Linked DNA regions of Homo sapiens: region 2 is linked to region 1. Evidence: chromatin loops called from intact Hi-C (ENCODE). Cell type or tissue: CD4-positive, alpha-beta T cell. All regions are shown on one strand. Links, peaks and the distances in the headings refer to the core of each region. The heading gives the core; the rest is flanking DNA. Region 1 overlaps IQGAP2 (IQ motif containing GTPase activating protein 2). Region 2 overlaps SV2C (synaptic vesicle glycoprotein 2C).

Region 1 (7,108 bases), core at 1,519-5,518:
CATAAGTATTACCATTATGAAGTATTATGTACTGTACACATTTGTATGCGCTATACTTTCATATGACTGGCAGCACAGTAGGTTTATACCAGCATCACCACAAACACGTGAGTAATGCTTTGATTGGGAATTTTTCAGCCCCATTATAATCTTATGGGATATTGTTATGCAGAACATAACTATTACCAAAACATGCTCAAGATAGTGTAAAGCACTTTATTCAAATGCGGCTGTAATGTTTTATTTTGTTTTGATTTGAGACAGGGTATCACTCTTTCACACAGGATGGAGTGCAGTGGTGTGATCACTGTGCACTGCAGCCTCTACCTCCCAGGCTCAGGTGATCCTCCTACCTCAGCCTCCCAAGTAGCTGAAACTACAGGCGTGCACCACCATGCCTGGTTAATTTTTTTTTTTGTATTTTGTGCAGAGACAGGGTTTCACCATGTTGCCCAGGCTGGTCTCAAACTCCTGGGCTGAGGCAATCTACCCATCTTGGCCTCCCAAAGTCCTGGGATTATAGCCACCATGCCTGACCTGTAATGTTTTAACGGATCATAAAATCAACACAGTGGTTCATGACCAGCATTTTCTTAGAAAATGAATTAGAACAGAACAGAATAGTAAACATAAGAGGCTGTTGCATATAGTAGAAGTTAAGTGTTGCTCGGTGAATCTTTAGTTAGACACACACGCCCACTTATTACACATATCACACAGCTACCTGGGTCATGATATAAAATTATTTTACTCTGGGTCATAAGGTTTTAGTCACTTGCTGAAAGTGTATGTCACAGCTAATGAATTAGTAATAAATCAGTAGCACAATTAGTAAATCAGTAACACAAGATCTCTAATGGGCCCCTACCACAGTTACATAAATCTATGCCTGTTTCTGCAGTGGATTTGGTTTCCTAGTAAACTCTAGTAAAAGTCCTGACCCCCCCAGAACTCATATAAAGTCATCTGTCTCCATCCTGCTAACCAGCCCTCCTTAAACATACCCCAAGCCTACTCACTCCTTCCAATGAGCCTCTGAACTCCTGACCCGTTGTAATTCTCCTATATTATCACTTTTTGTTTACACTTTCTCTACCTACTTGTCTAATGAAAAGCTGGCTTTTGCTTCAAAATCCCACCCCTCATAAACCCACTCCAGGGGTGGTTGTTTGCCAAATTTCCTTGACTCCCAGGACAAAGAGAGGATAGTCATCACTTTCCCAAATAAACGTTTCTCCCAGGCCACATCCTGTCCATCACCTCACTTCTCAGGGCTTCACTCTTCCCTCTCACCCCTAACCTTGCCACTCATTTCTTGACCTCCAGGACTTTTCCTTTCTTGCCACAATTGCTGCCTTCCTCCCAGGCCTGCCTCTGCTGGGTGGCTTCAAGAAGGTGGATGACCTTGGTAACACTCCTCCACTACACTCCAACCACACACAGGCACCACACCTTGCACGTTATCACTACCTGGAAATACTCCACCTGTAAGATCAAGGCTTCCAAATCTTGGACTATAGCCTTTCTATTTACTCACTTCTCCACTTCCTTATTCTTATAGATCCTGCCCTTTATTCTCATTGTAGGTGGTTCCTTGATTTCACCCCACTCCATCTTTCCCATCCTGGCTTCATAGGCTCCTCGGCCAGATGGGACCTCAAGAACCCAATTTCAGCAATACTCTCATGAACACCCTGGAGTCCCTGTTTCCCATGCAGAGGCCAAAGGAAATCCTCCCCTTTGCCATCTGAAGGTTCTCTGAAAAAATCAACTCACAAAAGGCCGATCAATTGGAGAAAAGGCATATAAGTTTTATTAACATGTACGCAAGTAGACTCACATGTTTACCCACCCCTCAAGTGACTCAGAAGCTTAACTACCATCCCAGCAAAACAGGTTATGGGAGGGGGGCAGAAAAGGAATTTGGTTGAGATTACCAAGGAAAAGGGATGGGGAACAGAGATTAACCTGTATGTCATCCTGTGAAAGGTTCTGTTCAGGTGTGGCCACATTCCCGGTCTTACAGGGAGGGGAAGGAAAAACAATTCTTTCCCCTGGTGGGTCTCGATCTTTGGTAGATAAAGCCTTTGAAAGAGAATGTGGGATGCAGGAATGTCAGAGACACCTTGAAGCTTCTTCAGTTTGGAATGTCAAAATGCTGTATTTTGGGGCATCAGTGTCTGAGCCCCAACACCTATGACTTGGTCAGAGCCAGCAGGTCAATCCCTAGGCATAGTTACCCCATTCTTTTATCTTGTTGGAGAAATTCACATGAAAATGCTTATTGGCTCTGCAAAGAACATTTATAACACTAATTGGATCTTCAAAACTACTCAGGCTTTCTATCCAACCCTGGCTGATGCACTACTGCTTTTTCATGCCTCCACCCTCCTCACCTCAGCAGATGGTGACTCTTAGTATCCTTCCTCTCTCCCCTCTCATCCCAGAGGAAGGGGTATCCTCTGTTCCTTTTTTCTAAGCTGGGGTGGGAAGGCTGAGAGCTGAGACAGCCTCAGCCATAGATGCTATCTCAAATGTCAGTGTGCATAATAGTGTACTCCAGTGCTCTGTTAAAAGGCAGACCTCAGCCGGACGCGGTGGCTTATGCCTGTAATCCCAGCACTTTGGGAGGCTGAGGTGGGTGGATCACATGAGGTCGGGAGTTCAAGACCAGCCTGACCAATATGGTGAAACCCCGTCTCTACTAAAAATACAAAATCAGCCAGGTGTGGTGATGCATGCCTGTGATTCCAGCTACTTGGGAGGCTGAGGCAGGAGAATCGCTTGAACCTGGGAGGCGGAGGTTGTCCTTAGAGATGGCCTTATAGGGTCAGGAGTGATCCTCAGAAGCCTGCACTCACACAAGCATCCAAGTGACCTTGATGCAGGTGTAAATGAATTTGGGGATCACTGCCCTAAGTCACTCTCCCAGATGACATAGCTGCCTCAACTCTTGCCTTGAGAAATACCAGGGGCAGGAAAAGCTGTGTATTACAAATCACACGATGGGAAAAAACAAACAAACAAAAAAGCAACCCAGGGACATTAAGCCAAGTAGGACGGAGTACAGAGTGCAGAAATGACTAGAAATGTTAATTCCTGAATTCCTGTTCTTGCACCAAAATGGGTTCAAGTTTCTCAGCAAAAATGAAAGATCAAGGACAAGAACATATGAATGGCTAATTCCCCCAAACCATTTGCAGCATTTAACCAAAAGCAAACTTGAACTGAATCTACCAAATAAGTTTAATATTCATGTTTATATTTTTTCTTTATTGAGCTTTCTACTTTTACTACTCAACATGATTTATAGAGACTCATTTGAGCTTTCTACTTTTACTACTCAACATGGTGTATAGAGACTCATGGAACTAAAGAGCACTGTCAAACAGTCAGAAGACCTTTATCCTAATCCCAAATCTACCACTAACTCCACCATGGATAAGTGAGATAAATTTCTGAGCCTCAGTATCCCCATATATGAAATGGGGATTTGACTCTGTTAAAGAAAAACAAAGGTGTTCAGACTGAGAAGGCAATGGAAGATCGCTCTACATTCTATATCACCCTAAAAATGGAAGACACAAAGAAATCATTCTGTGACAACCTTGTACAAATGTTCTCCCCCACCAGCTTCCCTAAAGTCACTCTATGCCTTGAATAATGATACCGTTTTATGACTTTTAAGCATCACAGCATGAGGCAGCTTCCGGTGGGGAGGTTCACACAGGAAGGAAGAGATCTCAGTGCTGTTTGCTACTCATACCTTTTGATGTTTCAACAAAAAGCCAAGCATTCTTTGAAACCAGTCATAATAGTGGCAAAACCAAAAAGATAATTGATGAATTGAAGGTGGTATGGAGGCCTAACCAAGAATAAAGATGCACCAAAATTTTCTTGGGTGAAGAGAACAGAATAAAGTCTACATCATAGAGAAGTACAAATTCTTAATAATACTTTAAGGCACAGTAGCTGATGCCTGTAATTCCAGCACTTTGGGAGGCCAAGGTGGGAGGACTGCCTGAGGCCAGGAGTTCAAGACCAGCCTAAGCAACATAGTGAGATCTCATCTCTATTTTATTTTAATTGAAAAAAGAGAGAGCAAGAAAGAGCTAGCCTAAAATGAGCAAAAGAGAGAAGGAGAAAGAGGGAGGAAGAACACAAAGTAAATACAAGATAAATTATTCCCAGAACAAACTACTTATAATAGTACCAGTTAAAACAAAATAGAAACAGTTCACAGGAAAAAAAAAGAGAAAGGAAAATAAAACAATATATAGCCATATATAGCCAATGGATAGCTATATTGTGCTAATTCCACCAAAGCTTAAGTGAGAATTTATTGATCAAGAGCTAGAACTAGAACTAGCCCATATAGAACCTAAAAACCAAGACCATGTTTTGGACTTACAAGGAAGACATGATCAAAACACATTAAGAAATAAAGAAATGGGACAGTATGTTATAGTTTTTAAGCACAGTCTTTGAAGTCAGAAAGACCTAGGTTGTAATACTGTTGCTGTCGCCTGTTGGCTGCGACACTGAATAAATTACTTAAGTTTTTCCAAGACTTGGTTTTTCCATCTATCAAATGGGGATAATGCTCCTTCCCACAGAGTGGTTGTGAGAATCGAGACCATGTGGGTTGAATGCTTAAAGCACCGTGCCTGGTGAGTAGACACTTGTGTGATAATCCTTGTGAGTAAAGTACATTTGCAACCATGGAAAATTCCAAACCTCTCCCAGGTTTCCAACTTTGAAGATCCTGAGAAACAAATATAAACTTTGGGATCAAATATCAGTTGCTCAACTTGTCTTTGGCTGGAGATGATTAATACCGATTATTTGTATTTTAAAATACCAGCACTCTGAAAAGTTATACTTTCATCTGTCAGAACATACCCGATTGGCACCTGTCCAACATACATCCAAAGCTAGTACAATATGTGAAACTAAAAACAAAGAACTTTTTCCACCTACTATATGCCCAAGCCTAGGCTTGGCAGACAGAGAACACGAAATGTGTCCTGCTGAGTCAGATAAGCAATGCTTTGATCTGCCCCAGGGCATCTGACCTCCCAGTGTCCTCCTCTGCTGCCCAAATCCAGACCCCCGCCAAGTCCTGTAGCTTTTTCCTTTATATCCTTAATAAGTGTTCCTTCCATTCTAGCTCCACAGCATAATCCCTGGTCACCGCCAGCTGGCCCTCAGCACCAACACCTCTCTGAGGCCCCAACTACAAGCACTACTTGTTGGCAGGTAGGGCTGGCTGGGATCACGTCTATTCCTGTGCCACGGAGATCACCCTGTTAAGACCACCTCTCCAACTCTGCCAAGCTACCCTGGACAAGTCTGGGCTCCTCACAAGTTACTCTCTCCCTGCCATTGGGATGTGCCAGGCCCTGATCTCAGCCTCGCTGGCACAGGGCTCCTGAGGCAAGCTGGTTGGAAAGCAGCCCCAAGCAGGCCTTCCCCTCAACCAGGTGCCAGACTTGCGAGGGGGTCCCTGCTCTCAGCTCACTGCACCCTCTGCCCCACCAGCTGCCGCATGGAACAACCAAGCAGTTCATCTTGCTCCCCGTGGAAAGCAGAGGTGAGGTCAGAGCCAGGGAGAGAACAAGGGAGGGAAGGGAGAAATGGAGAGTTACAGTGGAAACATGAAAACTATTTATGTTTTGAAAATGCAATTAGGAATTCTTAAAAATTTCATTACTATTTTGTGTGTAGAGCAACAAAGAAAAATATTTCCCTGGAAATTCCAAGTTCTTATTAGCATTGCTTATCCATGGGTATGTCCTAGGAATAAGGATAGTGAGGTCCAAGCATGCAGAGGAAATCCACTGGATTCTCTAAAGTATTCCCCAGTCAGAAGATTCTCTTTTTTTTTTTAAACTAATCATGAATATTGACTGTTAAGCAACTCATGGCTTTCACTTGCTTAAACATTTGAAGCACTTCTCCTTTCAAATCTGATTCTCTAACTCACCACTAGATAAGGCCAGAGCTTGAGACTTGATTTAATCAACAAGGTGTTCTTTTGGTATCTGAGTTGTAAACACTGACACAAAAGGAATCACACCCGTGTTTTGTTTTCTTTCCAGGGCACATATATAACTGTCCCAGACTCACCAATATAGCCAATGGCTTGGCTTACCTAAAGAGACCTTTGAAGATAATATTTCTAAACAAGCCTATCACCAAGGGAAGGGTGTTTTTTTTTTTTTTTTTTTTTTGCTTAGTTTATTTTCAGAGGTAGGACAGAAAAAGGAAGCACAGCAAAAGTTTTCTGTGCATTTTCTCTTTCCTTAAAAAAGGAATATAATATCACAGGAACTTTCCTTGGGAGACACAATAGCAGTCCCATTCATAACTATTTACTCAAGCTGCAATTTGCAAACTCCGTCTCCATTCCTTGCCAAGATTCCCTCTCCTGTTTTCTGACCTTCACAATAGCTCCGGTTGGATTAAGTTCCTCAACCTAGAGTTTATCCAAAAAGAATTCTCCATCGTACATTTTTGCATAGTTGTCCTAAAAACTAAAAGACTGAATTTCTTAAAACAGATTCATTTTCATTATTTGAATAAATTTTAGGCAGATTAATATAAAATCTACTCAGCAGTACTAATTCTTTTGGAAAAGTTACTCCTTTAATTTAAATAGTAGGATTTCTGGCATCAGAGAGGACATTTCAAAGCCCATATTAGTAGTAGACTTGTCTGTACAGTTTCATTTCAGCAAAAGCCCCACAGCAAAGAAGCTATAAAGTTAGCTTTGAGGGCCTACTTGAAAAGGAAACCTAAAAAGTCCATTTAGTATTATTTTAAATGACAAAGAAATGAAAAGGCTTAGTTTAAAACAGCTCCCAATTAAAAAAAATCAAGGGAGTTGCCAGGCATGGTAGCAAGCAACTGTAGCCTCAGCTACTTGGGAGGCTGAAGCTGGAGGATTGTTTGAGCCCAGGAGTTTGAATCCAGCCTGGGCAACACAGCAAGACCCTTAAAATTAAAAACAAAAACACAAACCAACAAAAAACAATCAAGGCAGCAGTAAGCTTAGAACCGTAAGCATTCAGATCAGGAAGGATTCAATTTCTGATTGAGTTTCTAA
Region 2 (7,108 bases), core at 1,507-5,506, 140 kb after region 1:
AGCTGGGGGAGAGAACCTGGAAGAAGTGAGAGCTGGTTCCAAGAGAAGGAACAGCCTGCAGAGGGGTGTGAATGCACAACTAGTAGGATAGCACTAGCCAGTAGCACTTTTGGTGATGATGGGATATTCTATGTTTTCAGTGTTCAATATGGTAGCCTCTGGTCACATGTGGCAATCAAGCATCTGAAATGTGGCTAAGTGTAACTAAGGAACTGAATTCTTGGTTTTAGTTAAGTTTAAATATAAATAGCTACATGTGGCTATCATATTAGACAGCATGGTTCTAGAGCTCAGACACAGCCCACTGTTGCTTGCTTACCCAGCAGTTACCTGCCTTTTTCCTTGCTTACAAACCCCCCATTTTGTTCAGGCAGTCAGGAGCCATGTGCTTCAGGAGAGACTGGGCCCCTTACAGCTATAGGGGGAGAGGTGACTCTTGATTAGTCTAAGCCAGTTATGGTAATTATGTTCCTCTTGCTCGTGATTGGTTTAGGAGTTGGCAGATGATGCAAATCCAGCCAATGAGACATAATGGGGAGTCTGCTGGAGGATTCCGAGAATGTTCTCCTTGATCTTAAAAAGGGGTCAAAAAGAGGGACTAGTTCTCCTTCTGGCGCTTAGATGTGTGAAGATGTGATGCTTAGAGTTGCAGCCACCATCTCATGCCCATAGGGGGACAAAAGCCAGTATGATGAGGATGGCTGATCTAAAAGATGGAAAAAGAATCTGGGTCTCCAATGATGTTATCAAGCCACATCAGAACCAACCTTGGGATGGCCCCATCCTCTTTGTTAGTAAAGACAGTTTATTAGGAAATTAAAGGAATAAAAGAATAAAAGAAGACTTGTGTCTTCTGTTAAATGCAGTCACGGGAACTCTTTTGGGGATAGCAAATATGTGGCATTTAAGTCTGTTTCTGCCTCCAATGTGAATTCCCTAAAGTATAGCACTTTTTCTCATTGTTCTTAAACCACTGTTCCAAGCAGCTACTACCAATCAAGTGGATTTAATATGCTAAATAAAAATCTGTTTGCTATTCCTACTCTAGGGCAAAAGAACACAAGCATCTGCTTTGCCACAAACTCCCCCACGAACATATTCTTCCCACTGGTCCTGGCTAACAGTTGGAAAATACTCACGTAAGATCAACAACACATCAATACCCATGACACCAGCCCACAGAAACAATTCAAATAAACCTGAATTGGAGAAACAGGTTTTCTCTATACCTAAGGACATTAAAAAAGTGCTCATTTTTTGAAGGGTCAATTCATGCTTAGAAGGGAAGCCAGTCACACAGCAATCTGTATTTGAATATAATGGAGCAAAAAAAAAATGCTCTTTTATTAATCTGATATACACTAAATATCTTTGCAGCTGTTACATGAATGTTAGTTATCTGGCATATAAATGTATACACAATTCCAAGTTTGATAGATTTATGCTGTACACGAGCCATCCCACATGGAGCATGCCCTTTCACAAGGATACGCATGGCTGTCTCGGGATATTTGTCAAAACACATTTGGTCAAACATTTTGGCAATTGGAAATCAGACACAGAGGAGCATACAGGAAAGATGAGTTCACAACAGGACCAGCTGTACTTAAGATGAAAACTCCAAAACCTGAAACAGAATTTACACATGCAGCACACGTATATACAGTACAATAGGGGTAACTGGAACATTCATAGCAGGAGATCTTACACAGCATTAAAAACAGGAAGAATAAAAAAGGAAAACAAAGCCAAACAATCCAAACACCAAAACCGACAGGACCATTGCCAAGATCTCATTAAAATAGACAGTGGATAGTACGTTTAGCATATGTTCAAAATGGAAGTTCACCTGAAAGAGAAAACTCTTCTATCATGTTATTTAGTGTATCTAGATAGTAACAAAAGACATATGATCTGTTCAATATGTTCCTGGATCAGGATGAGGATACATAACTGCATGGATGCTAAGAAAGTGTATATTAAAAAAGACATTTCTTTTTTCTTCTGACTGACATAGGACATAGATTCAGTAAAGCAAATATATAACAATAGCAGCGGAGATGAAGTTAGGCCAATTTGTCAAGTTCTATCTAGGTAGGCCTGGTGAATATCAAGGCAAGAAAGGAGTTTCCTTCTTGGATGACTACGTGGGCGCAAGAGGGGAGACACTTTGCAACTTCAAACTAGTTTCATTTTGTTTGCATAGCATGAAATAGCCAATTTTACTGTACATTCTTTCTGAAGGAATGACACCCATAGATAACAGTGGATTCTCTGTACTGGGTCCTATTCTGAGTCAATACAAATGCAGAAAGAAACCCTTTGTGAATCACATGAGGTTGAGCTTGCTAAGTCTTTCCCCTTCCTTGGACTTAGGGGCAATGCTGACCCATAAATCCATGATACTCAATGTGATGTGGCCTGTGTCTATGCAGTGGGAGGCCAAGCATTCTTTAGGGCTTTAGATGGTGGTATGCTGGCAAATGTTTAACAACTGTCTTAGGGGTTAGGAGGAGTCTGATTTGCATGGCTTTGTTGCTTTCCATGGCTTTGTTGCTTTCCATGGTATAAATACCACCACTATAGCTGATCTCAAACTACAAAAATACTGTCACTTGGGAAGGTGTGTGTAGTAGTATACCTGTATACAGTATTTCTACCATACAGACATAATAGGCATACATTACCTCATGGGCACAGATAATGGTAAAATGTAGTAAAATAAGTAGAAAGTGATGAGCTTTGACTATATGTTGCCTTTGCTTTTAGCTATAATTTATCTAATCTTATTTAATTTTTTAGTAATAGCTATGTTTCTCAACTGACTCTCAAAAGTTCTGAAAGTTTAACAATCAGTTCGGATGAACCGGTTCAAAGCTATTCCAGCTCATCACTAGCTTTAGATGACTCCAGCCCCTGTGAGCAGGCTGCCTAGTCACTCCCCAGGCACCACAAAGCTGTTTTGGACTTTGCACCCCTGCTGCTGGGGTAGATTACCCGCTTGAGTTGAAACCCGTCTGAGTCTGAACAAAGGGTTGAAAACTGCTTTCTGCTCCTAGTCCTGGGCACTCTTGGATCTAAGGGGAGCATGAATGCAATAAAGTAGGCAGAGAGTGGACAATCTCAGCAATTTCAGCATTCAGACCTGACTGGAAGGCACCTAGCCTTCAGCACCAAGTGGGGAATCTTCTGCAGACATGGAGAGTACCATCTACCTCCACTAGCCAATGAATCTCAAGAACCCAGGTAGGAACATCCTGGTCTTTCAGGAGTCAAACGCTGAGCTCTCAGACTTCTGCTCTGGAGATGGGCTGCTCTGATTCCATACCAGCTGTGCCCATCCTATCAGGGCACAGGCACTGAAAAGCAATTGGAAATCCAGCCCTGCACAGGGAGCTGTGCCAAAGCCAGCAGCCTTGCGTTCACACTCCCCCTGCACCCATTCCTGTTCTTCACCTTCTCCTCCTCTGTGCCTCCACAACAGGCATGGATGGGCCTTTCATCCCAAGTGCCCCAGGAAAGCTTGGCCTTGCTTTTGTACACTGCTAGAATTAAGAGGTTGTCGACCAGAGGAGGAAAAGAAAAAAAACAAAAGGGAAATAAAGGAAATGAGTGGGCACTGCCCTGAGGAGGTAAGAAGAGAACTGGTGGGCAAAAATGGCAATGGGGCTCTCAGAGGAGGGTAGAGGGTCACTGACAACTACCCTCTTTCTGCTCTGCCCCCCTGCAGGCCCTAGAACCCCAAACATCCTTTGCAACTTCAAGACACTTGCAACAACACGCACCAGTTTTAAACTGAAACCCAAAATACCCCTGCTACTGGCTGTCAGAACCTGTTTTCTGGATGGCTTATCTGCTGAGGGTAGCGAGGAGGGAAGCTGCTTTAGGATGTCTGCAAAGATAATTGACTCACCCACAAATCTTCAAAATCAGAAAGGAAACACCCTGGGAGGCACAGACCAGGGGAGTGGCAGCAGCTGCAGGCTTTGCTGACTTAGCTCTGAAGAGAAAACCCCAACACTATTCGCTGGGGAACAGACCCCCTAGCTCCTGTCTCTGGTTTCACACCATGAAAAGAACACCTCAGAAGAAAGCGGGACTTTAGGCCAGGTGTAGTGGCTCATGCCTGTAATCCCAGCACTTTGGGAGGCCAAGGTGGGTAGATCACTTGAAGTTAGGAGTTGGAGACCAGCCTGGCCAAAATGGTGAAACCTCGTCTCTACTAAAAATACAAAAAATTAGCCGGACATAGTGGCATGCACCTGTAATCCCAGCTACCTGGGAGGCTGAGGCAGGAGAATTGCTTGAACCTGGGAGGCGGAAGTTGCATTGAGCCGAGATTGCACCACTGCACTCCGGCCTAAGTAATAGAGCGAGACTCCGTCCCCCGCCCCCCCGCCCAAAAAAAAAAAAAAAATGCTCTAGAGAGATGGGGCTATCTCTGCTCCTGATTCTTTTCCTTGAATAATATCTTAGTGCAATATCCTGCTGAGATTATTTAAGGGAACAACTTATGTGTGGTTTCATTTTTCTCATTTTCCAAGTACTAGTTAATAGTCTCTCCAACAAAAACCAGGTAATCAAGGAGCTTTCTCCTCTCATCAAAGGTTATCTCAATGACTGAATAGTTCCTGCACTGCCTGCTGAAGGCTATTATTTGTTTTAAATGTGGAAAAATAACACTTTGTATTTATGGGGGGGGGCGCGGAGGGTTCACATGTAATGGGGGTCAGTGTGAGAGTGTCTTCTCTCATTCTGTTTTCCTTGCCCTCATTTAAGTCCTCCATAGGCTTAATTATTGCACACAGCAGTGTCTCAATACGTATCACATGGGAGGTGCTCAATAAGTATTTACTGGATAATCATATGAAATGACAAGAGATCAGTGAAGGCTCGGCTCAGCTCTTCCCCTGCCCAACCATGCTAGCCTTAAGTAAGAGCTGAAACAGACCCATAAACTGTATTCTTGTAACTCAAAATCCTGGGATTACTAAACTGCATTTAGATATTGTTTAAGAAAGACTGAAGGGAGCCCTGGCAATGGCTCTGTGACTGGTTGGTGAGAGACGGGCGACAAGAGGAATGGTCAACATTTAGAGCAAAAGAACATCACACGGAGAACTGTTACGCCATACCTGAAACAATGAAGGGACACACAATACATCCAGAATATACTAACAGGTTTTTTTTTTTTTTTGTCTACATTACAGATAACAAGAGAAGCTTTACTTAAAATACATACTTTGCTGAGCATAAACAAAAACTGTGAGAAACATATAGTCCACTTCAGAGTTTCAGAAGTTGTTGCAATACTGGTGTTTTTAGGCTTAGTAACCAGACTAAGTTTGGCACGATGTGAGGATTAAAGAAAACCTAACATACAGCCGATATGCCCCTTAACACCAATATCCCAGTTGTCTTTCTGTGATACCAGGTGAAGGCCAAATTCAGACATTCCTGGCTCCAGAGCCTTTAGTGCATGAACAGATCAGGTATATTACTGAAGAAATAGGTAAAGGCCATTTTGACATCAAACAGAAAAAAAATTGGAGAATATCATATTCTATCTATTTTGATTGGCAGAGGGAATCAGAAAGTATTCCCCTGGACTGCTTTGGAAATGACCCCAGCATTTAGAAAGTCTCTGCTGTGTCCTAATCTCTTTGCTGGAACCTTATCAGTGGTATCTTGGACTCTCCCTTCTGTCACTACATTTCTTTTCCCACCTCCCCTTTGATCTCTTAAGGTATCTTGAAAGACAACTAAGCAGTTTTTGGTGAAAACCTGAACTCTGATTTGGTGAGATTTGTCTATTTGCCAATATAGGTAAAATCACTGAAAAACTGTTTCTGAAGCCTATGTATAATACTTAAGGCCATGTTTCAAGAAAATAATGGAATAAACAGTCAGGAGAGCTGTAGGGTAATATTGCAATTATAGTCTTCTAACCTAAGCGCGTTTATCTGGCAAGGCGGGGCCCTTTTCTGGCTGGGTGATGGTAACTGTCAAACCTGCAGTGAACAGAGATACTAGTCAGGATGCTGAGATGCTGGCAGGGCAGACAGCATGGGGACTGTGCTTTCTGGCCTATTCCATGCGGGCTTCCCAAACAACTTCCTACACTCTTTTTATGCGTGCCTATTTCCTAATTTTTCAGTTTATAAACTAAACCTATTTAGTGCTTGTAAAAATGAGTTGAGGCCGCCAGTGGCTCACGCCTGTAATCCCAGCATTTTGGGAGGCTGAGGTGGGCCGATCACTTGAGGTCAGGAGTTCGAGACCAGCCTGACCAACACGGTGAAACCCCACCTCTACTAAAAGATACAAAAATTAGCTGGGCGTGGTGGCGCATGCGTGTGGTCCCAGCTACTTGGGAGGCTGAGGTGGGAGAATCACTTGAACCTGGGAGGCGGAGGTTGCAGTGAGCAGAGTTCCCACCACTGCACTCCAGCCTGGGCAACAGAGTGAAACTCCACCTAAAAAAAAAAAAAATGAGTTTAGCATAAGAAGGCAGATAAGATGAAGCTATTTTCATTACTGTCTTCTACAATGCTGGAGAGTGGAGAGCAGACTAGTCCCAATCCTTTATTTTGTGCACGGGGAAAGTGAGAACTAGAGATGTTCAACGACTTACAGTCTCCACAGCAAGATCTGGGTCCCTGTACCGCTTAGTGGTGAAGGTCAGGCTAGGACCCATCTATCGCGTCTCCAAGGTCTGTACTCTGGTGTGAGATGATTCAGGCAGCAGGACTGAATGTGAGTTGGGTGCCTTAAAACCCAATACCTGGGATAGAATGTGGTACATACAGAATTCACAGTTTGAAGCAGTTGTTTGTTTTTCCCTACTGAGAAGATTCTGTGATAATAATGGGACTTGGGAGCATTCTGGATTGATTCCAAAGAGCAACAGGGAAATTTTAGTTAGAAAAGGTGGTAAAAATATAGGAGCAAGTGGACTATTTCCTAGGTTTTCATTTTTGTACAAATTTTCATTTTCCTTCTACTGTAGGCGAAATGAGATGCCAGTTGCGTGTTTAGGTGCCAGTGGCCTGCTACACTGATACAACTGAGAGTTTCTGTTTAATATCCTGGCTGTTTCTTAATCTCC

The links. Hi-C counts contacts between places; a loop is a spot of excess contacts. Peaks named below come from ENCODE experiments on the same cell type or tissue, not always from the same donor. Only the 100,000 strongest peaks of a DNase experiment are listed, where the experiment ranks them.
Region 2: a loop joins it to region 1, with 2.3 times the contacts of the local background. A loop is called at or near these places in 3 of 110 quality-filtered maps.

Annotation. Positions count from the first base shown.
Region 1 is chr5:76,470,490-76,477,597 of GRCh38, reverse strand. All of the region lies in intron 2 of IQGAP2 (IQ motif containing GTPase activating protein 2), which reads right to left. Among named protein-coding and RNA genes, the nearest start is that of IQGAP2, 71 kb to the right of the region's middle. RefSeq lists an enhancer at 4,400-5,599. In CD4-positive, alpha-beta T cell, for the core only: no CTCF peak of the experiment used is centred there; DNase peaks (open chromatin) are centred at 3,717 and 4,937; H3K27ac peaks cover 1,981 bases.
Region 2 is chr5:76,328,154-76,335,261 of GRCh38, reverse strand. SV2C (synaptic vesicle glycoprotein 2C) reads right to left here. Exons shown (of 13, transcript NM_014979.4): 13 at 1,306-7,108. Among named protein-coding and RNA genes, the nearest start is that of SV2C-AS2, 20 kb to the right of the region's middle. RefSeq lists an enhancer at 1-79. In CD4-positive, alpha-beta T cell, for the core only: no CTCF peak of the experiment used is centred there; a DNase peak (open chromatin) is centred at 3,921; H3K4me3 peaks cover 509 bases; H3K27ac peaks cover 1,990 bases.